2 separate regions of the Homo sapiens genome follow, and region 2 is linked to region 1. A link is a loop called in an ENCODE intact Hi-C map of the cell type or tissue named here. Cell type or tissue: CD4-positive, alpha-beta T cell. All regions are shown on one strand. Each heading gives the region's core, and the rest is flanking DNA. Links, peaks and the distances in the headings are about the cores only.

Region 1 (5,380 bases), core at 300-5,299:
GGAAAAATGGCTAAATTTGCCAAATGTAAGGCATACGCGTTAACCATGGTTTAATATATGATCCATCCTATATGTTATTTGCATTTTAACAGAAAAAAAGATCAAAGGAGTACATTTCTGGTTCTAGAATTTCAGACCATGGTAAAATGGTAGGTCAAATTTTGAGGGAGAGGTATTGGGGGTGGATGGAAGGATATGCTATTTCTGTCCTATTAAATCAGATGTTATCTCACATTAAGGGGCCTGAAATCTCTGCATTTGATTCTAACTATGCAATTGATATAAATAACAAAATGGTTACTGCCACTACTTCGAGATTAAAGCATGCATTAACCTGTGGGGTTATTTTATAGTAATTAAGTGACAAAATCTCTCTGACTTTGGTGTGTATATTGAAGGCTTTTGTAGTTGATTAGCAGAGGAGTGATGCTGAGGAGCTTAATCAACCACTCAAGTTGTTAGTTTCAACTTTATTCCATCACCATGTTTGCTTTGCTGTATTAGAGGAAGGCAGGAAGGAAAACTTCATCCATTGACATGTTGCACATGTGCTCTCAGTCTCGCTGAAGGTTGAAGAAGATTGCTCTTACATTTCTCAGTCCCAAGCTACGCCAAGCTATGCTGCACGCTGACCTTATGGTAAGGCCAAGGATCAGCTGGGGAGTGAGTGATACTGATGAGGAGGTCAAGGTCAGGATTTCCATTTGGGTACAGCCAGTTGGTTTTGTCCCTGCACAGAGTCTGTTTAATGCCTTCAGCCATGCTGGAATCATTGATCCCAGGGTAAAAAGGATGATGGAATGGCAATGTATCCATGTAAACCCTCCCAATGTTGGAAAACATATACAAAGGTATAATCTATTGATGGGATAGTAGTGGTATCACCTTTGTATATAAAGAATAGCACCTTCTCCCTCCCTCCCTCCCTCCCTCACTCATCAGATATTTATTATAGCTCATACTCTATTCTGGATACCGGGTTTCATGCTGAAGAAATGCTAAGATTCATAAGAAATGTTCCCTGACCTCAAGGATATTACAGTAAAGTGAGAAATAGACTGGCAAATATTTAGAGTACTTTGTCATGTATATTGTGTTAAGTGAATAGAGAAGGTGTAATTGATCATTTCAGAAGGGAATCATAGAAGGTTTCTGAAGGAATTGTCTTTTGAGTTGGGTCTTGAAAAATGGGTAGAAGTTAACCAGGTTAACTGGTTAAGGGGTGGATGATGGAGATGTTTCACTTACAAGAAATGACTCACTGCACAGAAACCCTGGACCAGTATACCAATGGCCTGTGGTTTTCCGTGGCTAGAGTGCAGGCTGATGGGTAAGTGGAGTGGTAGGAGATGAGACTGTAAAGGAGGTAGAGGCCAAAGGGGGCTCCTGGGACATGTGAGAATTTAAAAAATATACCTGTTGGGCAATAGGGATCCTTCGAATATTTTTTCTGGAAGAGAGTGTGGTTTGTGATCTAATTAAATTTTTAGAGCCGGCCGTGGTGGCTCACGCCTGTAATCCCAGCACTTTGAGAGGCTGAGGCGGGTAGATCACAGGGTCAGGAATTGGAGACCAGCCTGGCCAACATGGTGAAACCCCGTCTCTACTAAAAATACAAAAATTAGCTGGGCGTGGTAGCGGGCGCCTGTAATCCCAGCTACTCCGGAGGCTAAGGCAAGATAATCACTTAAGCCTGGGAGGTGGAGGTTGCAGTGAGCCAACATCACGCCACTGTGCTCCAGCCTGGGTGACAGAGCAAGACTCTGTCTTGGAAAAAAAAAATTTTTATTTTAGAAAGAGTTGGGTGAGTGGATTGGAGAAAGAATTTGTCATGTGACCAAAAAGGGAGGCTGATGTCAATGTCCAGGTGAGAGTAAGGGGACCCAAACTGAGATAATTGTAGTGAGTCTAGAAGGTAAAGGACAGCTTTAGGAGATACTTAGTATAATTGGCATGACCAATTGTATAGATGGCTGTAGACAGGGATGGGTGGGAGTTATGGCACAAAAAGTAGAAAAAACTTGTAAGACAGTGAACAGAAGATATTGAGGGTATTTTTCTCAGAGAGAAATGCATGTAAATAAAGGACTTGTATTAAGTGTTCTAGATTGTTTTCTCACCTCTGAACTCCTATGATATTTTGATAATTTGATTTGGAACCATGCCACTTACCATTGAACTATAATTTCTATTCTCCTGGATAGTGGGAATACAAAGATGAATAGACAGAATCCTTCATCTCCAGAAGCTCATAATCTATTGGGGGGGGGGATGGCAATGATAAGTAAATAAATAAGTGCAAATGAGTATGATGGGTTTTCACCCAGGTATGTGTGAAGGACAGGGATGGCAGTATGCATTTAGGACATTGCATTAAGGGTCTGGTGTAGAAGAGTGACATGATTAGATTTTGAGTTTTAGAAAGATTATGGAAGTGTCAAAGGTGGATTAAAGTGAGGCCAATCAAGAGCTGGAAGACCAATGAGGAGGCAGATGCTCAGTTGAAAAAGCAGCTACAAGCAACTTTGAGCTACAAGGCTGGCCCTGTGGCACTGTGGAAAGGAACTGTGCCTTCTGAGTTCTGGAGCTCTCGATAAGTTCTAGCATTGCCTCAGGGATCAATCTCATTATTTAACCTTGGTTTTGCCTTTGGTCATTTAGGGATCCTGAGGAGTTCTGTCTTCTTTTTTACTCCTACTGGTGATGACAGTGTGCATTGGTGATAAGGACTGGACATTGACCTTGTGATGAGAAAACAGAATGGGGAATGAAGGTAAGGGAAGGGTAAAAGACAAGATCTAGAGAGTGCTGTTACCATAGGAGTGAGATCTGGGTGTGTGCTGCTGGTAGGGGAAATTTGCATGAGGCTCCCAAATGCTTGAATGGTAGGAGAATGCAATAAAAGGAGGCAGGATGGCCCTGAATAGTAAGAGGAGAGGAACTTCCCTACATTTTGCCATAGTCCAACCCTTAGTGGTTCTTCAGGTAAGATTTTATATTATAGCTGTAGCAATAAAAATAACAATAAATTGGGCGCAGTGGCTCAATGCCTGTAATCCCAGCACTTTGGGAGGCTGAGGCGGGCAGATCACTTGAGGTCAGGGGTTTGAGATTGGCCTGGCCAACATGGCGAAACCCTGTCTCTACTAAAAATACCAAAATTGGCCGAGGGTAGTGGTGCACACCTGTAATGCCAGTTACTCAGGAGGCTGAGACATGAGAATTGCTTGAACCTGGGAGGCAGAGGTTGCAGTGAGCTGGGATCATGCTGCTGCACTCCAGCTTGGGCAACAGGGTGAGACTCTGTCTCAAAAATAAAATGAAGTTAAAAAAATACCCAAATAACAATAAATTACATAGTTCTAAGCATTTTACGTATATTATCTCATTTAATCATTTTAGCCACTCTGAGAAAACTGAAGAAGCACAGAGAGGTTAATCACATGCTGAAGGTAGAGCTAGAAAGTGACAGAGCTGGACTTTCAGCCTAGGTAGCCTCGCTCCTGGATCCATGTGCTTAATCACTGAGCTGTCTCCCAAACTCTTTTGTCAAGGGAAGACATGAGCCCATAAGTCCCTGGATGATGTCTGTTTCTTTATCTTAGCCATTCTAAAGTAAGTCACTCCAATGCTATGTTTGGTTTAAAATAGGGGATGAGAGGAAAGGATATTTTCCTTGTGTCTGTGAATTCCAGGTGACAGTGAATAGACAAGGAGGAAATCAACAGGAACTGAAGGATTCCAGGATGCCTATGATGCTGGCTGGACCTTTGAGGATGAGCTAACTGCATTTGAGGGAATACTGTCTTATTAGATCTAAAGGTGATGTTACTGACCTGTGTCTTTCCTCATTAGCCTGTCCCTGGAAATGCTGGACAGCTGAAGCCACGATGACAAAGGAGAAGATTAGAGGCAACTGAGACCTAACCAAGTCACGGACCTGGAAGATGAAAAGGTGAGTCTTGTTTGAAATTGCACCTCCTGGGCCCACTTCAATGCCCGAGCTTTCAGGCAGAATTGTGGTGCACACACTTTTCTTTATTTTTAAAGGTAAAACATTGATTGTTCTGGAGACAAGAAACTCACCTTAGCTGTGAACTAATGCCTCAGTCGAATGTAGGGTTCAGTGTCTCCATGGCTTTCTAACCCCTGGGCAATGTTTTATAGCAATTACCTGTACAACCAGTTGCTATAGTTACCTATTGTCTATGCTTCAAGAAGAGAAATATCTAGCTAAGCTAGTTAGCAGAAGAAATAGGTGCTGAAGTCTAACAAGAAAGAATGGGACATGCAGAAAAAAAATATTTTTACCCACATAGTGACAAGTTTAGAGCATCTAGCCTACTTACAGGCCAGTGATCATAGATCTGTATCTCCTTTTCCAAGTGAATCATCCCAATTCACAAAGATGAGCCCAAAGCAGCCATGTTTAAAATAGGTGGCCACAGTGCCACCTAGTTGTAACTGATTGGATCAGGGTGAACACCTAACCCAGGCTGGGGCAATCCGATTCTGTTGCCTGGAAATCAGGACTGAAGTCTTTCCAGTCTGTCTGGATAAATGGCAGGGCCTGTTCTATGCAAGCTCGAAAGAGTGGGGACCATTTTCTATCTTATGGAATGAGGAAAAAAAGAAAGCATACCTGTGGAGGGAGAATAAGCCTATTTGCAGAGGAAGCAGTGAGAGGAAATGTAGCTTAGGAGTTTTTTTTAGTTCCTGTCCCTTTCTGAAGCAGGGTTGCATTTCTGCCTTAGAGCATTTTCTTTCTTTCTTGTATTCATTATTATTATTACTCATTTTTCGTTCTTACTGGCATGAATTAGTTTCCATCACTTCTCACTAAAACTTACATGGTGCTCCAGTGTAAGTTATGCTCAAGGCACCTGTGATGGGTTGAATTGTGTCCTCTTATAATTATATGTTGAAGTCCTAACTCCTAGTGCCCCAGAATGTTACTGTATCTAAGGCCAGGGTCTTTAAAGGGGTAACTAAAGTGAGGTTATTAGGGTGGGCCTTAATCTACAATGACTGTTGAATTTATAAGAAGAGATTAGGACACAGGCATGCATGGAGGAAGACCTTGTGAACATACTCATCTACAAGCCAAGGACAGAGGCCTCGGAAGAAATCAACCCAGCCCACACCTTAATCTCAGACTTCTAGCCTCCAGCATTGTGAGAAAATAAGCTTCTGTTATTCAAGCTATCCAGTCTGTGGGACTTTGTTAGGTCAGCCCAAGCAAACGAATGCAACTGCTATGTACGACATGAGACTATAATTCCTCCTCCCTCTGCCCGCACCAAAGGAAACTTGATAATCAACTAACTGCTATTCTTTTCTTAATAGTGATCCATAAAAACAATAGCAGAAAGATTTTTTA
Region 2 (5,380 bases), core at 112-5,111, 120 kb before region 1:
CTTCTTTTGTGTCAGTGGAGAACATTATCTATCTATATGTATACATATATTTATATTTATATCTACATCTGTAAAGCTATGAGAAACTAACTTGTTCATGGGCATAATCCAAAGGGTTGCTTGAAGGTATATAAAGAACACTAATGTGGGATGTAGTAGATCTTGCTTTTAAGTTTTGGCCAACTGCCGAATTGTTATGTTGCACAAAATAATCAATTTAATTCTTTTGGGTGTTAATTTCTTTATTGGCTAAATTTGTCATAAACACTTTATAGGTTATTTGTTACCAAGACTTATATAATAAATATAAACATACCTCGATGATTATTACTGCTTCTGGGTGTTTAAGGTTTGTTGAATAAAAAATCAGATCAGAAATCCTCAGTGAAGAATAAATTAGTAAATTGAGTATTTGGGTAAAATATTTTCAAAATGTATAGGGTCTAGAATGACTTTATTTATCATTGCATTATAAACACTTTTTTCTGGCCCTTAATTCATGTAACTAAAAGAAAACATAGGCATTTTAAATAAACAAAAATGTATTTTTAAAATCAATGTTATGATTTTAAAAATAGATTCAAAAATTCCATACACCTGAATCTGAAAGGCTTTTGCAAAACTAATCAAACAACCTTCTAAGAAAGGATTTCTTGGCAGGAGTCAAGATTTTTCCAGAACCTTTTTTACGGAGGGATTTCATTGGAGGCTTTTTTAAGGGTAGGACTCTTTGGGGAGTGTGTAGAGCTCTTGCTATCTCCACATGCTCATTGCAGTAATACTTGTTGCTTCCTGCTGACAGATGGATGAGTGTGCGTTCTGCCAGATCCATGCACTGAGCATGGACCCAGTGCCCATCCCCATGAGAGCAGTAGATCATGGCGGGTTTGTTGAGCTCAGTTGAATAGAATGGTACCCAAGTGTTGATATCCACATCACAAGTAGGGCAGCATGTAATCCAGTAGCCTGTCTCAGACTCATCTTCTTCATCATCTTCATTATAGGTGTCAAATTCATCATCACCATCAAAACTATTTGCTTCTGCACTGAAACAAAATTCTTCAGAGTCTTCAAAGGGAGTGGAATCCCCTGGATCTTCTGTTGATGTTTGACTGTTTGTGAATGTTGTCTGCTCTTCATTAGTATCATCTTCAGCACATTTCAACATATAGAAATAGAATCCTTCTGAAACAACTTGTTTATTGTCTCCTGGTATGCCAAGAAAAACAGTTCCATTTCCCATGTTGCTTCCAAACCATATCTTGCTGTGCTTAATGTCTGGGGTCCAATCTGGGGTCTCCATCTCACGAATTTCTATCTTGTTGTCCTCTAAAGAGATGATGTTGCAGATCATTCTTTTTTGATTTTCAAGCTGATAGCCACCAACAATAACAAATTCATCATTGTTAGTTTGAGTCAGGATTGCACTGGAGACAGAGATTCCTCCTGGCAAGACTGTGCAATTCACAGCTGGGCTACCCAGGGGAAGATCAACCCTTATTCTGTACAGGTTGGCAGGCCGGATATTATTGGCAAGTGAATGTCCTCCTAAAATATAGATGGTGTCATTTTTGGCAATAGAGACATGAAAAGATAGCCCATCCTGAAGTTCTGGAAGAATGTATGATGTAGCACACCCAAATTCAAAATCCACCAGGAAAACACAGGGCAGGCAGTCAGCTACACTATTCCATTTTTCTGTGGTTCTGTGGGTAGAAGGCATGTATGAGCGTCCTCCAAAGAGAACACCCATACTTTTCCCTCGGCTGTACACCACATTAATGGAATGACCATATCTGGCTTCAGGAACATCTCCTACCAAGTCTTTCTCTGTGCAGCGAAAAGTAACCTTTTTGTTGTTCTTGCAAACAATAGACATGACATAAATCTTATCTGAAACCTCATTGTTTGGTGTTTTCCCTCCATGGATGATGTATTGATGCTTTTCAGACTCCAAGCTGCCTTTGAATGTGCAAGTGGCTGGGTAGCGAAGAGGAGGGAGGTAGCAGGAATCCTTAGAGAAAATTGTAGGCTTCAGTTTGACATGGTTATGCTTTACATCCAGATGGAAAACTCCAGTGGGGCAGGATCTTTTGGGCCAGCCTTTTTGTCCAAAGAAGAAAACTTGTCCATCAAAATTCATCAGTGAGAAGCCTGGCTGAATTAAGGCTATGTTATTACTGACTGTTACCATCTGCAGAGACATAGTTTCTGATGGTACGTAGATTTTTGTCTGAAAGAATTATAAAATAAAATGACTTAGAGATCGCTTCATATAATCATCGTATTTAGATTCCTTCACATGTGAATAGCATTTTTTTAAGTCCTCCCACACGCTTGCAGTGGGACTGAATGAGGAAAATCCAAGGAGTTAGGTCAGTAAAGAGCCACAGAACCTTTACTGCCATTCCATCCAAGGAGCTGGGACATGTTTTAGCCACGGACTATATGCTCCCTAGGATTTCTGGGAATTGTAGTCCTTTTCCGTAAAGAGTCACCATGCGTCAGCTGAAAGAACCACATTTCCCAAGAATCCGTTCTCTCTGGGATGTGTAGCTTTGGAAATCTGTCTTTGTTGCTCTGGGAGAGGGGACTCCTGGAATGTGTCTGTGAATAAAGACTAGCCGAAGGTGCGAAGTGACTAGACGGGAGCAAAGGAGGAAAACTAGGGAATGGGAGGTGAGAGTGGCTGACACCGACCCAACGTCCGGGTTGCCGGAAGGCTGCAGCGCCCGGAGCGGTGTCGGGCAAACCGCTACCCTGGTATTGCTGGAGCCTCTCCTGGGGACTTTTGAACAGGTGACCCGATAGGAAGCACAACTGCTTCTGTTGGAGTGCGGTTACCTGGAGACCGCAGTCTGAAGGGACTCCCGGCAGAGATGTCGTTACGGTGTCCTGCCTGTCTGGATGCTTAGGAGCGCGACTCAAAACTACACCCCTGACGACCCTGGAGGTGCTTGGGGCGGGAGGTTGAAGGGGGCACCGAGGTTACAAAAGCCGTGACTGTCTTACAGAACCGAAAGATGGATCTTTGAATCCCTAGAGTGCAGGGGAGACATTGCCTGTTAAAGATGTTTACCACTTCTACATTTAGTAATAGAAATACAGTTATTAGGTTTTAACGAGTGCACTTTGAAGGTCCTTTGTTTTCTTCACTGTTTTTACTCCTGTTTTTAGGGTTCTTTTAGGGAAGCAGAGAAGGTTCCTAAACACATCTTCTTTTCATCTTCATTCTAGGAAAATAGAGTTAGTGGCTTTTTCACATCTTTCCAGTCCAAGAACTTTTGGGTAATTCTTTAATAATTCTGTAGTAAGTAAGCAGGGACTAAGCATAGAAGTGTTTGAATTATTCAGAATTTCATACTTGTGTTACAACAAAAAGAATATTTACTAGATGAAGGAAGCTTGATAAATTTCTATTTTATTATTGTTTACCTTAGAGAGTTGTGGAATACACTCCGTGTTTGCAGTGTGATGTCCTGTGCACCAAATGTTAAAGGAAACAAAACATAGCACAGATTTCTTGACTTTTAAGAGTTAATTCTTAATATGCTTCAAAAGCAGTATAAACAATGGCTGAGTGTGGACTCTGAATGCTTACTGGCTGGATTCAAATCCTGGCTCTGCCACTAACTACATGACTTTGGGCAAGTTATGTAACCTCTGTGTGCCTCAGTTTCCTCATCTGAAAACTGAGATAATAATTTTACCAACCTCATATATTGATGTCAGTTATGATTAATAGTTGAATATACGTAAAGTACTTAGAACAGGGATTTGCATATAGTAGACGATAGTTATGATTATTTTAAAATTTACCAAAAATAAGGTCTAGTGCATACGCACCTGCCAGTAATGGCAGTTGATAAGGTTGGAGAGGATGAGAAGGGGCTTTAGGATATGGGAATCAGGTCAGTGGGTATAGACAGATAAACATTTGAACTAAAAGAATTGGATAAACATATATGATGAGGGTGCTGGTAGTAGTTAATTTATTAACAGAAGATAGTTAATATTTTATTCTTCTTGTCACCCTTTGTCTAACTGGGGATAATCTTGGTATATATTCACTGGGCTGTTTTGAGAAATAAATGGGATAGCACGTGTAAATCACATAGAACAGTGCCTGGCACATAAACACTCAATAAATGTTAATTGATACTATAATTTATCTAATTTATCTTTATTCCTCCTGCAAAGATTCCTTGGACTATTTAGAATCTCTGGTCACTCTAATGAGATGGTAGTGTTTTTTTTTTGTTTTTTTTTTTTTTTGCTTTAAAGAACTTCTGTAGATCAGCTGTAATTTACTGCTAAATAATCTCTTGTAGTTATTATTTTCAGTCTACTTGGGAGACTCGTAAGGGGGTGATCTTTCAACAATTATCTGGTGGGTTATTAAAGCAGGTGAGGAAATGGTGTCTCAGAAGGATTATTATCAAAGTTATGAAAACAAGCCTGTCTCCCTCAGTTGTATATTCAGCAAACTGCCCTGCTTATAAAATAATCTAGGCAGTGTTTTATTTATATCATGGCCTACCCAAGCCTACATGAGGGAAGGCATCTGAGCAACTATGAAAAATGCTATTCATAGAAACTAAAAGGAGACATTATTGACCCTCACTTCAGAAAACTGTAGGTGATTACACTCAGCCTGAGTGATTATGATCAGAGAGTTGTCCCATTTTGGGTGGGGGGAACACCAAAGCCAAGGCCTGCTTGTTTCAAACACCTGTGATGACTGTTATTGAGATACAAGGCAAGCCATACAGTGGTAATGGATTCCAGATCCAAAGGGATTTTTCAAGAACAGTTGTTTTAAAGCAATGTTTTTATTGTCGCCTCTTGGTTTCATTTTAAGGTTGCTGTAGGAATTGTGGCTTCTCGTAAGTGAAAACATGATTATTGTAGATTACACAGAAACATTTTCTTGGGCAAGACATAAGGAGGATTGTCCATTTTTGTAGCTTAGTCTAGGCCCCTAAAGATTTTTGAAACAGGGCTTTTGACCTGTTTTCCCTTTGATGCTCTGCTTTTGGCTCATTTCATAATTTCAAGGCCCTAAAAACAGTGGTAAAGTTTCTTATTGCTAAGATGAATTACCTCCTCTTGTAACATGGTTCAAGTGTGAGTAATTAATTTTTAGATTACTCACTTTAACCAGATGATGTATGCATTTAAAGAATAAACAGGAACATTGAAAGTGTTTTCACATGATTTTGCCACATTTGGTTTTTGAAATTTTGCTTTATCAACTTGAATATATTTTTCACTGGAGTAGACCATTGTATCTCTTCCATAGTTTCAATATGACTGTATTAGTCACACCTTGGTTTTTAAAAAGAGTTTTTAAATGATTATACTATATCTAAAATAACCT

Evidence for each region. A loop is a pair of places that touch in the nucleus more often than their neighbours do. Peaks named below come from ENCODE experiments on the same cell type or tissue, not always from the same donor. Only the 100,000 strongest peaks of a DNase experiment are listed, where the experiment ranks them.
Region 2: a loop joins it to region 1, with 40 times the contacts of the local background. A loop is called at or near these places in 1 of 110 quality-filtered maps.

What each region holds. Positions count from the first base shown.
Region 1 is chr11:36,706,853-36,712,232 of GRCh38, forward strand. LOC107984326 (a long non-coding RNA gene) reads left to right here. Exons shown (of 4, transcript XR_001748187.1): 2 at 2,662-2,773; 3 at 3,856-3,955. It overlaps LOC105376631 (a long non-coding RNA gene), which reads right to left and starts at 4,138. Exons shown (of 3, transcript XR_931199.3): 1 at 4,087-4,138; 2 at 3,837-3,940; 3 at 2,197-2,256. In CD4-positive, alpha-beta T cell, for the core only: no CTCF peak of the experiment used is centred there; no DNase peak of the experiment used is centred there; H3K27me3 peaks cover 205 bases.
Region 2 is chr11:36,591,963-36,597,342 of GRCh38, forward strand. RAG2 (recombination activating 2) reads right to left here. Exons shown (of 2, transcript NM_000536.4): 2 at 1-2,233. The coding sequence starts at 2,206. The coding sequence ends at 623. It overlaps IFTAP (intraflagellar transport associated protein), which reads left to right and starts at 2,540. Exons shown (of 6, transcript NM_138787.4): 1 at 2,540-2,630. RefSeq lists an enhancer at 2,447-2,586. In CD4-positive, alpha-beta T cell, for the core only: no CTCF peak of the experiment used is centred there; DNase peaks (open chromatin) are centred at 2,489 and 2,789; H3K4me3 peaks cover 1,020 bases; H3K27me3 peaks cover 358 bases.